3 separate regions of the Homo sapiens genome follow, and regions 1 and 2 are each linked to region 3. A link is a loop called in an ENCODE intact Hi-C map of the cell type or tissue named here. Cell type or tissue: B cell. All regions are shown on one strand.

What was found. Peaks named below come from ENCODE experiments on the same cell type or tissue, not always from the same donor. Only the 100,000 strongest peaks of a DNase experiment are listed, where the experiment ranks them.
Region 1: it touches region 3 in a loop (2.2-fold over the local background); 2 of 110 quality-filtered maps call a loop at or near these places.
Region 2: it touches region 3 in a loop (6-fold over the local background); 3 of 110 quality-filtered maps call a loop at or near these places.

Annotation. Positions count from the first base shown.
Region 1 is chr3:143,421,920-143,426,919 of GRCh38, forward strand. All of the region lies in intron 12 of SLC9A9 (solute carrier family 9 member A9), which reads right to left. Among named protein-coding and RNA genes, the nearest start is that of SLC9A9-AS1, 82 kb to the left of the region's middle. In B cell, no CTCF peak of the experiment used is centred here; DNase peaks (open chromatin) are centred at 2,082 and 2,202; H3K27ac peaks cover 402 bases.
Region 2 is chr3:143,593,220-143,598,219 of GRCh38, forward strand. All of the region lies in intron 6 of SLC9A9 (solute carrier family 9 member A9), which reads right to left. It overlaps LOC124906294 (a long non-coding RNA gene), which reads left to right. Exons shown (of 3, transcript XR_007096123.1): 3 at 1,759-2,049. Among named protein-coding and RNA genes, the nearest start is that of SLC9A9, 250 kb to the right of the region's middle. In B cell, no CTCF peak of the experiment used is centred here; a DNase peak (open chromatin) is centred at 2,432; H3K27ac peaks cover 293 bases.
Region 3 is chr3:143,527,012-143,532,011 of GRCh38, forward strand. The region is part of intron 9 of SLC9A9 (solute carrier family 9 member A9); the gene reads right to left. Among named protein-coding and RNA genes, the nearest start is that of SLC9A9-AS1, 190 kb to the left of the region's middle. In B cell, no CTCF peak of the experiment used is centred here; DNase peaks (open chromatin) are centred at 2,120 and 3,020; H3K4me3 peaks cover 1,826 bases; H3K27ac peaks cover 4,995 bases.

The DNA of each region.
Region 1 (5,000 bases), 110 kb before region 3:
TGGACAAAAGGCATGAACAGAAACTTTTCAAGAGAAGACATTCAAGTGGACAATAAACATATGAAAAAATGCTGAACATCACTAATCAGAAAACGCAAATCAAAACCACAATATGATATTATCTCATGCCAGTCAGAATGGCTATGATTAAAAAGACAAACAAAAACAAAAACAAAACAGATGCTGGCAAGGGTGCAGAGAAAAGGGAACTCATACACTGTAGATGGGAATGTAAATTAGTTCAGTCACTGTGGACAGCAGTTTGGAGATTTCTCAAAGAACTTAAGACAGAACTACCAAATGGTTATCCCAGCAATCCTGTTACTAGGTATGTATCCAAAGGAAAATAAATTGTTCTACCAAAAAGACACATTCACTTTTGTGTTCATCGCAGCACTATTCACAAGAGCAAAGACATGGAATCAACCCAGGTGCCCATCAACGGTGGATTGGATAAAGAAAATGTGGTACATATACACTATAGAATATTATGCAGCCATAAAAAGAATGAAATCACATCTTTTGCAGCAACATGGATGCAGCTGGAGGCCATCATCCTTAGCGAGTTAACATAGGAACAGAAAACCAAATACATCTTCTTGCTTATAAGTGGGAGCTAAACACTGGGTACACATAGACATAAAGATGGGAACAATAGACACTGGAAACTACTAGAGGAGGGAGGGAGGAGGGAAGAAAGGGCTTAAAAGCTACCTATTGGGTCCTATGCTCATAACTTGGATGATGGGATCATTCATACCCCAAACTTCACCTATACTCATGTAACAGACCTGCATGTGTAACCCTGAATCTAAAATAAAAGTTGACATTATTTAAAAAAAGGAAACAAGGCTCAGAGCAGTTGTGTCACTGTTCAAGATCACACAGCCAGTGAGTATCAGAGCCAGTGTGGCCCTGGCCCTGTGCTCTTCCCTATACAGCCTTCTGAAACAGGTATTATTGTCACAGCTATTTACAGATGAAAAATGGCAAATCCAGAGTAGTTCAAGACTTGTTTAAGGTCATAGACATATTGGAGAGGAGATCCATGACCCAGTCCCTGAAGTCATCGACTTTTTCCTTGAGCCTCCTAGTGGCACGCAATATAGTAGAATGGTTAAGAACACAGGCTATTAGGTTTTTCACTGCCAGAGAAGGGAGTTAAAAATATGGAAAGGAAGAGACTAGAATGAACCCTGTGGTATTGAACTGGAATTGAAGGTATTAGAACACACACACAAATATACATGTAGAAATGAACATATATGTAAATCTCTACTTACCCTCACACACACGTACACACACACACACGTGTACACACGCGCGTGTACACACACACACACACACACACACACACACACACACACACAGAGTTCCTAATTCTTTTCACCAAAAGGGTCATTCATGAAGCAGCAGTGAGCACACCTAGCACCATATCTTGGCTTCTAAATACAATTCTTCATGTAAAGGAACCAGGGATCCTCAACAAAATGGTTGATTCCAAGGTCTGGAGCAAGTAAGGTACAAGATGAGCCCAAAACATCTCATTGCACCAATTAACAATAAAAAGGCTTTAAAATGATGAGAACATGTTAAGGGCGGAGCAGATGGATTAAAGGGGCTCCTAGTGGCCAAATTAAAGACAATTTGAACATCAAAATAAATAATGGTAGTTACAAATGAAAGTCCATTTAATAAAATGGAAAAGCATGAGTCCATGCTGATACAAATGAATAAATGAATGACTTGAAAGTTGATGAGGACTGAGATATTTATATAGCTTCAAAGTTCCTTTCTACAAAATACTTATTAATTATGGGGGGTAGAAAGAGTAACTTTACAGCAGAGAAACCTGGTTGACACCATCTTAATTAAGTGATCAAAATGCAGGTCACTAGTAACAGGACAAGTCCAAATCACGTGCCAACTGATGGCATGTGACAAGAAGAATGCAGCACTGCTTCTGTTTTTCCTGTCAGCAATGTACAGTCTGAATGTAATCATGAGGAAGTATCAGAAACACCCAGAATAAGGGATCTCTACAAAGTATCTGACCTGTAATCCTTAAAAATATCAAGGTCATGAAAGTTAATGAAAGATTTAGGAACTGTTCCAGATTAAAGGGGACTAAAGGGACACCAGTAAATGTAACACATGATTTTGAATTTCAGCCTTTTGATTTAAAGGGCTGAGTGAACATGTGAAACCTGAATGATTCTGGTGGTTGCATTGTGGTTACGTAGGATTCTGGTTTGTCATAATTAGATGTTAGTGTATTTGAAAGTGATGAAGGATCAAGTGAACAACTTACTGTGAAAAATTCAAGAAAAAAAGGACATTATACTTGAAACCTTTTTTTTTTTTTGAGACAGAGTCTCACTCTGTCACCCAGGCTGGAGTGCAGTAGCACGATCTCAGCTCATTGCAAGTTCCGCCTCCCGGGTTCACGCCATTCTCCTGCCTCAGCCTCCTGAGTAGCTGGGGAGTAGCTGGGACTACAGGCGCCCACCACCACACCCGGCTAATTTTTTGTATTTTTAGTAGAGACGGGGTTTCACTGTGTTAGCCAGGATGGTCTCAATCTCCTGACCTCATGATCCACCTGCCTCCGCCTCCCCAAGTGCTGGGTCTCAATCCCCTGACCTCATGATCCACCTGCCTCTGCCTCCCCAAGTGCTGGGTGATCCATCTGCCTCGGCCTCCCAAAGTGTTGGGATTACAGGCTTGAGCCACTGTGCCCGGCCTGAAACCTTTTAAAGTTTGATATTTTTCACAATAAAAAGTTATCTTCCCAAGAATCAAAAATCTCAAAACAAAAGCAAGAAAGAATACAGATGCTGCCAACAGGGAGAGGAGTGAGGTGGTTAAAAACACAGGTGCTGGGTTTTAATTTTAGCTTTGCCACTTATTAGCTATATGAAACTAGGCCTACGTTATCTGTGTCCCAATTTCCTGGTCTGTAAAATAGGGATGATAATAATAGCACCAACCTAGGGTCCTTGTGAATTTAATGAATTGGCAACCACACAGTACTTAATAGCATGAGTTCTATAATCAGTGCTGAATACTGTTTGTTGTTTTTATTAGAGGGAGGCAAAATATGATTCTATGTGATCCATTTTCCCCTCAGGGCATTTGCCAGGGAGAACAGTCTGTTGTGCTCCTTCTGACTTGTTTGGAAGGGTATACTTCAGCTAAAAACACTTGCCATGTGGTCAATCCAATTATTCAGGTAGAGGGTTATATATATCGATTTAATAAATGGAGGAAGTTTAAAATTAACAGATATGTTTATAATCATTTGGTGTACACTTAGTTTTGATGTGGGGACCAATGAGGCTTAGCTTTTTTTTTTTTTTTTTTTTTTTAAGTATAATCATCGTATCAGGACAAAATATTGTATTTGGAATAACCTGGGCATCAGGATGAAGAAAAAGTGATCACACTGACAAGATGTCTGTTAAGCTTTAAAAATATATATGTATGGTTTATTATAAAGAATTAAAGTATATCCACTACCAAGAATGGCTGTCGGTTAACAATGAACATTTTTAAATGGCAATTAAAACAATGTACTGGCTGGAATGGAAATATAGACAGCACTTTGATGTGGACTCTTTACATTTATTCCTTTTCTGCTCCTTGGGTACTTAATGTCAAACTGAAAAAATGAAATATAAGGGGCTGTTTGAGTTTGAGAATGGGTAGTGAGGCTAATATTTTGCAAGTCCTTTTTGATGCACACTTTTCTGGTCCATCTCCACTAATCAAATTCAGTTTCAAGAACCCAGAGTTCTTTTCCAGTTAGCTTCGGTTGACATGAGAACAGATAGCCTCTGACAAGGCCTTTTTACTCTCTCATTTGACAGTCCTAAAATGTTACTTTAAAACATTTTAGAAGGTTCACAATGACTGTTGCTAACATGACAAGATATGCTCCATCCACCCCATAGAAAAGGGTGAAAAACTCCATCTGGAGCTGAACTCTGACCTTGACCCAGGGATCAATCCTTCTTGACTACGCACCTGCTCCACACTAAAGAGCCACAATGGCTTTTTTTTTTTTTCCTAAAAAGACAGAATTTTTGATGTACCTTCAAGATTCCATTTATATCAGTGACATAATGGTGTCAGCTCTTTGAAGGAAGAAAGAAGAACAGGCAGAAACTAGTATTATATCGTTAAGTGCCCAAGAATCAATTACATCCTTGCTGAGACAAGAGGCAATTTTCCCATTTAAACTTCACAGATGTACGGACTGGCAAATTATTGTTGGGTTGTTGCTTCTTTTATTATAATTAACAATTAAAAAACCCATGTTATAATGTAATTAGCTGTTTACTGGCTCTTATTGGCACAGGTTGTAGCAGAGACTTTACTTTCAAGGATACGAACTACTAAAAAAGCATTTTAATCAACCCTTTTATATTCAGTCACTAGTATAGAACTATTTTGGCCCCACAATTAAACCACTGGAAATTTCTAGGCTCATTTGGATTTCTAAGAAACATCTTGTGGAAACCTATTGTTTCCTTTCTTAAAATACCCAGCTCAGAGTTTATTGATTCTCCATTTCTGGAAAATGTAGTAGCAATTTTTCTAGCCTTTTTGTCCTCCCTTTTGTTCTTGTTCATCCCTAAATAATTTAAAAAATATCAATTTAGGCTCATATTCTTAATGTTTTTCAAATATACCTGCATGCAGCATGCAGAAAAAAACATTTTTGCTCAGGGTCAAGTAGGCATTGTTTGATCACCCAGTGCCATGTTGGAAAAAGGAACTAGAAATGGGAATTATTTAGGTTAATAGAAAACTGTTCATAATTATGAGAGCTAACATTTACTATGCACCAGGCACTGTTTTGAGTACTATACTTGCTGTTCACATATTAACTCATTTAATCCTCACAAGGACCCTCTGAGATAATTTGTTATAATCCACAGTTTACAACAGAGGAAATGGAGCTGCCCAGAGGCTGAGTAACTAGGCCATGGCTATAG
Region 2 (5,000 bases), 66 kb after region 3:
GCACAGGTGGCAGAGAGTGAGGACTGCTTTTTGATGCTTTCCCTCTACTCCTTTTATAGCAAATCTCTCATTTTCTCTCTCTGTAGTTTTTATTGATCAGGTTTTCTTTTGTATTACCATTCTCACCATCTGATGGATAAGCTACCAGCTAGTGGGTACTGTTGTACTATACTCCCCAGGTGGAACCAAGGGTATATACAAAAGGTAGAATTTAATAATTATATCCCAGTGTCTCCTCTGGATTAAGTGTATTCATTAAACTTTTATTCAAACCTATTATCACCTTCTTGGAAAATCCAATTAAAAAATACTTTAGGGCCATTGTTAGGAAACATGCAAATAGAAACAGAGGTGATCCAGTGATAGGAGAGGAGAGTGTCATTTACATAAATAAAATAAAGGACTGTGGCACCTTTCAGATCTACTGTGCATGTGTGAAAGGAAAAGAGAAAGAGGGAGAGGGGCTGTAAAATTTATAGTGAGAAATAGCAAAATCCTTGTTTTTATTCATGAAAAGCCTACCTTATCACTTAATGCTAATGAATGTCATTAAAAGGATGTTGATGCATAATTAGAGATTATAGCACCTTGACTTCATGTGAAATGTGATGGTGAAGACCCAGGCAACCTCAACCATGGGAAAAGTATGATAAACCCCACAAACCTAATGCCAGAATGTGGGGACTATAATAAAATGGAGTCTCAGAGAACCAGAAAAGTACCCCTGCCATCCTCTGCCTTGGATTTGCCTGACAATCCTTGGCTATGCCACCAGCCAGTCTGTGTTGGTGGCAATGGAGGGGAAGGAGGGTATTGGTTCTGTTAAATTATTTACATTAAAATGTTCAGCCCTTAAAATTCTGGATTTTAAAAAAAGAGCTTAATTGGTAAGTTCCCAAAATGAGGAGAGAGAAAAAAAAAATTTCTGGCTTTGCAAACCATAATACAGTACGCTAGCAAGATATAAAAAGGTAATTTGTTAGTAAACTGAGTGATCACCATGTGCAATCCCAGCTTAATTTTAGAGTCTTAAATACTGAATTTGGAAAGCATATATATCTATTTCAGCAAAATGTTCGATGTTGAAATTCTCTTGGACTTTGTGCTTTCTACATTGCAATGTTAATAGCTGCCGTTTATTGAGGGCCTCTTGCAAGCCAGAACTGTGATATGTATCTTATTTACATTATTTGTAATCCTCACAATAACCTCATAGCAGAGATAATATTATTTACATATCACTAGAGGAAATTGAGGAGTGTTAACCAGGTGGCCAAAGTCACGTGGTGAGCAAGTGGTAGGACTGACATTAGAATCCTGGTTGATCTGGTTCCAAGCTCTTCTGCATTTTGATGCTCCCACCCAGAGAACTGTATGTTGGGAAGTTTGTGCATCAACGAAAGGTTTGTTGTATGTGGTGGTCCCAAACGGTAAGTTCCTATCTTGGGTCCTATGTAGTCCCCACTGGTAAGGTCTCTAAAGTATCTAGTTTAACTTGTATCTGCACATTTTCTTGGCTCTTTATTTAATATTAAACCAGAAAAAAAAAATGTGGCCCCAAGGGCTATTCTGAGAAAGAAGAGCCTTTGAAACAGAAATGGAAAAGGATTCGCTTCCCTCCAGACTTTCCCCTATGCACAACAAAATGTTTATGTTTGAAAGGTGGAATGTTTGGCTTGTTATCTGGGAGGAAGTAGTATATCTGTCCTTGGCTGCTACTAAATTGTACAGATAATTAAAACATTATTTTTCTATCAGAACAGAATGTATTGCCAAATGGAGATTCCTTTGGGGACAAAATGATGAAAACCTATACCACCAAAGCAGACTGGAGTACATCTAGACAGGATGTCACTAAGAAATGGAACCTGGAAGACTTCTTTTTGAATGCATGATTTCTGTTTCAAAAGACACAAGGATATGGGGCAGTGGTTTCTTGTGACTTAAGCTCATCAGCAGAGGCTCTGAGTGGAGCTAGTGGATTTGGCCCTCTTTGCTGAGCTGTTGGGGAGATCCTCCCACAAAATCATATTTCTTTTGGCTTCAGAGTTCAGCAAAATTGAGTATCTTTTTAAATGAAAAATTAATTATACTAAGATGTATTTCACTTCAGATGGTGATGATCCATTTTCTACCAACAATCCTTATCAAGCATCTGCTGAGGCTACCTTATCCAGGGAAATGCTTTGACTTCTTATGAAGAGAATGGTATCTCCCTTCTTTATTGCTGCATTACTTTCAACATTCTCTTTCCTGAATCAGGATTTAAACCAATACATCCTTCAATCTTGCTTAATTTAGTGAAAACAAGATTGTTAGAGTTGTATTCCTCTTGAGTCTCTCAATTAAGATCAGATACAATGCTATGAAAAAACTGATTAGGGTGATGTAGGTGAAGTATAGAAATGAGGAAGTGAGAGCAAGAGAGAGCACTGGACAGAAACTACAAGACTGGCAGAAGCTTGTACTGACTGAAAAATTAGCCATGATTGGCAGGACAAAGGATATATGGGAATAAACGTGGGCAATAAAACAGCAATGAAGATTTCTCTGGGAAGACTCCTTCAAGTGGTGTTTAATCCCCGATCTGGCACTGTTGGGTGTACAGTTGCTTGGTTAGTTTAAATGAGGAACAGGTTTGGCAGCAGAAAGGAGGGAGATGGGACCTACTCCTTGTTGTACAATAGATTCTAATATGCTGCTTTGTCTTAGTAAAAAAAATTAAAATAATCCCTAGTGGCTGGGCTTTGAGGGGGGAATGTTTTTATGTTTCAGTCATTTTTCTGGACCAGGATGAGATGGAGGGTTTTTGCAATATGTTTCCTATAGCCTAGGGCAAAAACTTTCTCCGTGGGCTTCTCTATGTCGTCTGAGTGATGAGAGGGAAACAAACCAGGGTACGACATAGTTTAGTAAAGCCTGGATCACATGAAAATTTGGTGGTAAATACATACTCTAAAGCTTTAGGGCCCATAGCTAAAGAAAAAAATTTTGGAATAACTTTTTAAAAGAGATTTGAAATTTGTGAGAGATAAAGCAGATAATATAAATCCTAATCTCTTCTCAACGTGTGTGTGTGTATGTGTGCGTGCACAAACACACACACACTCATACACAGAGAGATACACACACCTGGGTCATTTCATCAGGTATCAGAGTTCTTTGGAAGTGAGTGAAGGATTTTGGTTTTGATGGATGTTCTTGCTATACTCAAGGCTTTTTTATCTGTAGCCTTTTTGAAGTTTTATTATTTCCATAAGTTAATATTGATATCATTTTTCGGTTTCCTCATAGATAGATCCTGTCGAATTGTCTGGCTGTTTTTATCAAGGATATGGTCTATGGGATCATTAAAATGATGTGACATCATGCTTACAGAATATTTTAAAAACTCATTAAAAACTCAAAATGCAGGGTTTCTCCCTACAATGTATGAAGTCTTTTTCTTTTTCTTTTTTTTAAAGACAGGATCTTGCTGTGTCACCCAAGCTGGAGTACAGTGGCATGAATATGGCTAACTATAGCCTCGACCTCCTGGGCTCAAGTAATCCTCCTGCCTCATCCTCCCATGTAGTTGGGATCATAGGTGTGCATCACCACACCTAGCTAAGTTTTATTTTTTGTAGAGATTGAGGTCTCACTTTGTTGCCCAGGCTGGTCTTGAACCCCTCGGCTCAAGCAGTCCTCCTGCCTTGGTCTCCCAAAGTGCTGGGATTACAGGTATGAGCCACCACACACCCAGACCTTGTATGAGGTCTTAAACATATGTCACGGTAAATCTTTTTTTTTCTTCTATGTTCCTCTTCACTTACCTTCTTCATGTTCAGTAAAAAGAAAGTGCCAGAACATATAGCATGAGCCATTGTAAGATACATGGATGTGCTTTGGTTAAGGAAAAGGCCGAGGCGGATATCCAGGCGAGTATGAGTCAGCAAGTTTGGTGCGCAGGCACACACCTCCACTTATTATATAGCCTGTTCGTGTAAGTTCATGCTTGGCTTGGAGCCACTATTGTCTGTAAAAGGTATAACTGTCCTGCTGACTCTGTGCACGGGGCTTAGCTCTTGGGGGGCTCGGCTCGGCTCAACACGGCTTGACATGGTGGGCACGCTGGCGTCCAGAGAAAGAGAGAGCCAAAGCTGTCCTTCTTGCAGACAGACAGGAGGGGGCCAAAACACAGCTCAGGCTTGTTTGTGCTCAAAGAGAGAAAGTTAAGCTGTTGACCCTGAAGGCAAGGGAGAACTGGCCTCGCAACCTTGCGTGGGGGTGGCCAATTCAAGCAGCTGAGACAGAGCGGACAGCGTAAGAAAAGCTGCTCAGGAGAGAGGTAGTTTAAGAAAGCTGTTGATGAGAGCTGCTGCTGAATAAAACCATATTCACCCGCCTGTGGCCCCCCGAGGGTTCTTTCTGCTCATCCACCCACTCCCCTCGGACTTCAGCATGGTGTGGACCTGGACCCCAGGATCTGACAGCCATGAAAGATGTTGTTAATCTCAGAATAGAGTTAAGAGGAAATTAAAGCTTACTTTTAAACTATTTTACACTTACTGGCAGGCAGGAGCCAAGTGGTTCCTATAGTCTCAAATGTAGAGATTTATCAAAGCTGTAAGGAAGGTATGGCGCTAAAAGGTGCAGAAAACTGGCTTCAATTAACATTCTAATCATCACTGTCAACGCCATTATGCAACTCTGTGTAGAGTGGCATATTCGGCACTGTGGGGTTAAACATAAGCAGTGGGCGCTGCCTTCCCTAGAATCGCAGTATCGAGAGCTGTTGTCAACAGCTCAATTCGGGGCCTGCAGACAAAAGGTTCTGTACCCACTTACCAATTCCCTGAGCTCTCCAGTCCCTGGTAAATTGCTTTTGAACACATTCTCAACTTTTATCTTTTTTTTTTTAAATGAAAATGTTAGTGGGTAAAATCCAGTATAAGGGACACATTATTCTGAGAGCATAGCTTTCCCTACCGATACCAGCGTCATTTCCACTGCTCTGTAAT
Region 3 (5,000 bases):
CTCTATTCTTATTTTAAAGTAAGTTTTTTACATCTCTAGTTCTGAAACACCCTCTATGCAGTTTTAGACATATACGACTTGTCTAATCCACAAGCCTATAGAGAATAGTGATGAGATGATAGCACATTTCGGTGCCTGCATTTCTCTCTCAAAGATTCAATATTTTCATTTTAGCTTTTTATTTTTACCATTTTTCACAGATAGCATGTAATGTATCTCCACTGTTCTTCTTCAAGCTTTACGGTAAGATTCATAAACTTCAGCATTTTAACTGAACACATCAGTCATATTGAAGCACAGTACCTCTAATATGGTTAAAGTGTTTTATTGACACGTGACAAAACTTGACAACTTGTGTTTTTTATTATTAGAATTTTCTAATGGTTCAGGAGAGTAAAAATTAGATAACAGTAGCACAAGGTTGAAGGAACTTCATTAGGTTGAGTTTGTTTTTTCACTTACTTGACTAGTTGTCTTTGTGCCACATAGTATGTGCTTAGTGGCATTGTGTCAAAATTTGTCAGGTCTCATACAATGAAGATATTCCTATAGATTCCCTGCTTCAGTCCATCTTATATTTTATCTTTCTAAAACACAGATGTGCTCATGCCATTGCTTGTAAATCTTGGTTGGTTCCTTCCTGTCTACCGAAGGAAAGCCAAACTGCTTAGCACCACATTCAAGACTCAAGACTCTTCAAGACTTAGCAATAGGTCCACATCCCTCCCAATGTTTAACCCTTCTTCCCTCAGTGCCTCAGCAGTGGGGCACAACCAAAGGGCTATGAGGACCACAGAGAAGACTGCTTTGCAGGAAGCAGTGGTCCAGGTAGAGGTAAGGGGCAGGATTAGTAGGACAGAGCATGGCACTTGATGTCAAGAACTGGGTAGTGTGCACTTGGAACAAGGTGAGAGGCATTGTCACCAGGCTAGGCTGGATCGTGATACAGCCAAGGCTAATTGGCTGTAACTGAAAGTAGATCTTTGGAGAGTAGGAGTTGGAGGAGAAGGAAGAACACTGAAAGCCAGAGAGAAATGGAGAAAATCATTTCCATGTCTTTTCCTCCAGGAACCACTTCCATAGGCAGGCTTTGCAGGAATGACAGTTACTCAATGTAGAGAAAACTGGATATCCCTCTTTTAGACTTATTTTGGGCTCAGATTCCTGTGTTCAGCTTTTTGCTCCACCATTATAGGCTCTGTGACCTCAGTCAGGTTACTTTGCTTTTCTGTGCCTCCTTTTAGCGGCCAGCAAAATGGAGGTAAGAATTATTGTTGGAATTAAGAATTATTAGAAGAATTCAGCATTATTGGAAAGATTAAACCAATTAACTCAGTTGTCTGTACATGATAGGCCCTCAATAAATCTTACCTAGTATTATGATGAGTTTGGAAATTTTTTCCTTTACACATTTAGGAAATAAGAAAGTACAGAAAGCAGAATTTGACTGCAGTGTGATAAGTGGGTGATCAACAAATCTAAGTTTGCTGTGATCTTTTCCCGTTTTAGCACTGAAAGTCCTCTATCCCGGTAGTAGTTGGTCACCCTATAACCCTATGAACAACTCTGTGAGGGTGGGAACTCTTTGCAAACAGAACATCAAGCTGCTTAGCACCATGAAAACAGCTGAATCACACAAAATTACCTTTTCTATAAGGTCTAAACTATCAAATAGCAGCAATTTCATATGGTCTGATCAAGTAAAAAGTCCTAGAAGAAGGCAAAGGAGAATAAGCCACCTTCTATACATTAACTCATGCCTGGGTATTTTTGTCCTTCTAGCTCAAAAGTAAAAAAAAAAAAGTGTGACAAATATGTCTTAAGTACTTACTGTGTGCCAGGCATCAGACTATCTGATAGGTCAGGAGTTTATTATCTTTACTTTGATTGATCTTCATGACTTATAAGTTAAGAGGACCAACAATATGAAATAGTGGAAATGTGAAGCCATCAAGAGCATTAACTCTAAACAGAAGGAAATAAGTCTAAAGGAGAATGTGTGTATCTTACAGATGAGAGGGACAGTGCCGGTGCCATGTGGGAGGAGACAGAGCTGCAGATGAGGAGGGTGAGTTACCCTGTGCCAACAACAGCGGGGTGAGCTAAGGTGCTTGAGGGTAGAGACGCAGTCAAGCCTCTCAAGCAAAAAATGCAGCAGCTAATTTCAGAGTGGGAAATGCCCCTCTGGGAGGAAGTCAACATCTTATGATCAGAACCGCAATACTGAGATAGCTAAGAAAACACAAATTCAACTTTTAAAACGTTTTTATAAAAACACTGGAGAGAGAAAAAGTCCAAGTTCACTTTGGCTTTTGGAAGAGACCCAGAGGATTTCTTAATTCATCTGAAGCATTTTGGCCTGAGTTCTATTAAAACATTTTTAATTCTTTGATATGTAATCCTCTCTAGGGGTGTGGATAAAACAAGGGCATTATGAAGTTTTGTTTAGGGAATGTCATCCCATGAAAGTATTTGCCAGTGGATTTTGGAAGGATTCAACACTGTTTTGTTGGATGGTTTTATATACCAGGTGAATTGAACACATGAGAGCAGGGATTTTTACTCAAGAAAACTTGAGAAGAACTGTAACAAAGGGAAGAGAATAGAAGTCATAGTTTTCAATTCCAAGGACTCAGTAACCCATCAATGATTACTGGCTTCTAGGGAGAGAGTTAGATACCGAGTATTTTGTTAAATGTTTTACATTTATATAAATGTATATAGTACTTATTCATATTTTATAAAGTCATTGATATGTACACCGAAAAGAGAAGAATTGAAAAATGGAAGACTAGGAAGATTGGACACTGTATCTGATGCTGTATTTCCAGTAAATTTAGCAAATAAAAAGTCTATCAAAGGAGTGCCCTATTTTGTTTCTGAATTTCAGATGAGCAGAACAGAAGCCACTCCTATGACTCTAGGACGGAAGAATGAGAATGAGGAAACTGGGGTTGTGCTTGCCTGGAGTCTAACCCGTGCACCACCTGTTATTAGAACCCTGGGAAAGCAGCCTACCATCCAGTTTTAGGTTTGGCTTGTTGAAGCTATTGACGTTGTAGCATGCACTGTACTGAGGGAAGGGAAGGGATACCTGGCTTTGAGTTTAGAGGGCTGTGGCTAACAAGTGGCTATAAGCAAATGAATTATCATGCCTAATAAAATATTCAAGTGATAATTACTAAGTTAGTGAGAGAGTTTGGCTGTGTCCCCACACAAATCTCATCTTGTATTGAAGCTCCCATGATTCCCACATATTGTGGGGGGGACCCGGTGAGAGATAATTGAATCATGGGGGCTGTTTCCCCCATACTGTTCTCCTGGTAGTGAATAAGTCTCACGAGAACTGATGGTTTTATAAAGGGAAACCCCTTTCGCTTGGCTATCATTCTCTCTCCTGCTTGCCACAGTGTAAGACTTGCCTTTTGCCTTCTGCCATGATTGTGAGGCCTCCCTAGCCACGCAGAGCTGTGAGTCCATTAAACCTCTTTTCCTTTATTATAAATTACCCAGTGTTGGGTATGTCTTTATCAGCAGCGTGAAAACAGACTAATACAGTTAGTAAGGAAAAACCTTGACCAAATGGAAAAGTGTGCATGCATTATCTCAAGTCCATCAGAAATCTGAAAAACAAAACAAAACAAAACAAACAAACAAACAAACAAAAACCAAAAACACTATTCAAATAGTTTTTGCAACATGAAGAAAAAGGAGACAAAATCAGACAACTGATAAGGGTTGGATCTGGCTTCTCACTGTTCTGTCAAGATGGGAGTTTCTGATTTAACCAGTGTCATATTGGTGGCTACTCTAACTGAATTCATTGAAAAATTGCCATAATGTGATTCAGGATTTGCCTCTGTCAACTTACCTCCTTTTAGCATTTTATGTTTTAGTTCATAGAATAAAATAATCCCATTATAGATAAGAAGCTTGAACTGCGAGATATAATTATGAGTCCTAATTCCAGCACTCAGAAAAAACACAACAAAATAACTGAAACAAAACCTAACATGCATATAGTGCTCATTATGAGCCACAAACATTTTGTAAAAACTAATGCATGAAAACTAATTTAATCTTTACAACACTATTCATTCAACAACAGCTATTTGGTGAGTACTTTTATAGATTCTGGTGCCATGAAATAGAAGCTATCATTATCCCCATTTATGAGTGAATCTGATACATCAACTCATGCCTCCGCTTGAGCATTTTGGCCTTACTTAGCTCTTGAGATTTCAAATGCTCCCCTGGCAAGGAAAGCAAACCACATCCCCAAATTTCCTTTATCCTGATCTTCATTTATAAGCCTCTAGAGACCCTGGTGAATAGAGCTGAATTTTATTTATTTGAGTTCATCTCAGAACAGTGGTAGGGCATCTTTTCATGTCTTTGGAGACAGAGATTCACATGAGGGAGAGAAGAAGCTAAAACCATGAGCCATCACAGAGTACATCTTCCTGCTGGAAGCAGCACTAAATCAAATAAGACATAATGTATAGGAAGTTTGTCTTAAAAACCTTTAGGAAGAAGGCAGTCTACACAAATCTTCACTGAGTTCCTTCTCATTTCCTCTTTCTTGTTGTATAATACAATATGTGGGTGTAAATTAAGAGAAACATTAGGAAAAATAAGACCAAATAATCTAGGTAATTGTTATTTAACATGTATGAATCTCATTTTAATGAAAGAGAACAATATCATGGCCTATGACATAGTAAGTTTAAAAAGCTAAAAACAAAACAATAAGGTAAAAAGTAAACAGAAATAAACTTACGTGTAGGGACGGTTCTCAAAGTATGACTTATTGACCTCTGAGACTCCCTGAGACTCTTACAGGTAGCTCATGAAGTTAACATGATTTTCAGACTGTTACTAAGACATCCTTTGATTTGTTCATTCTCATTCTATCCTGAGGATACAATGGAGGTTTCCAGAGGCTACATAATGCGTGATAATCACAACTGATTGAATGCAGAAGCAAATCTGATAATCCA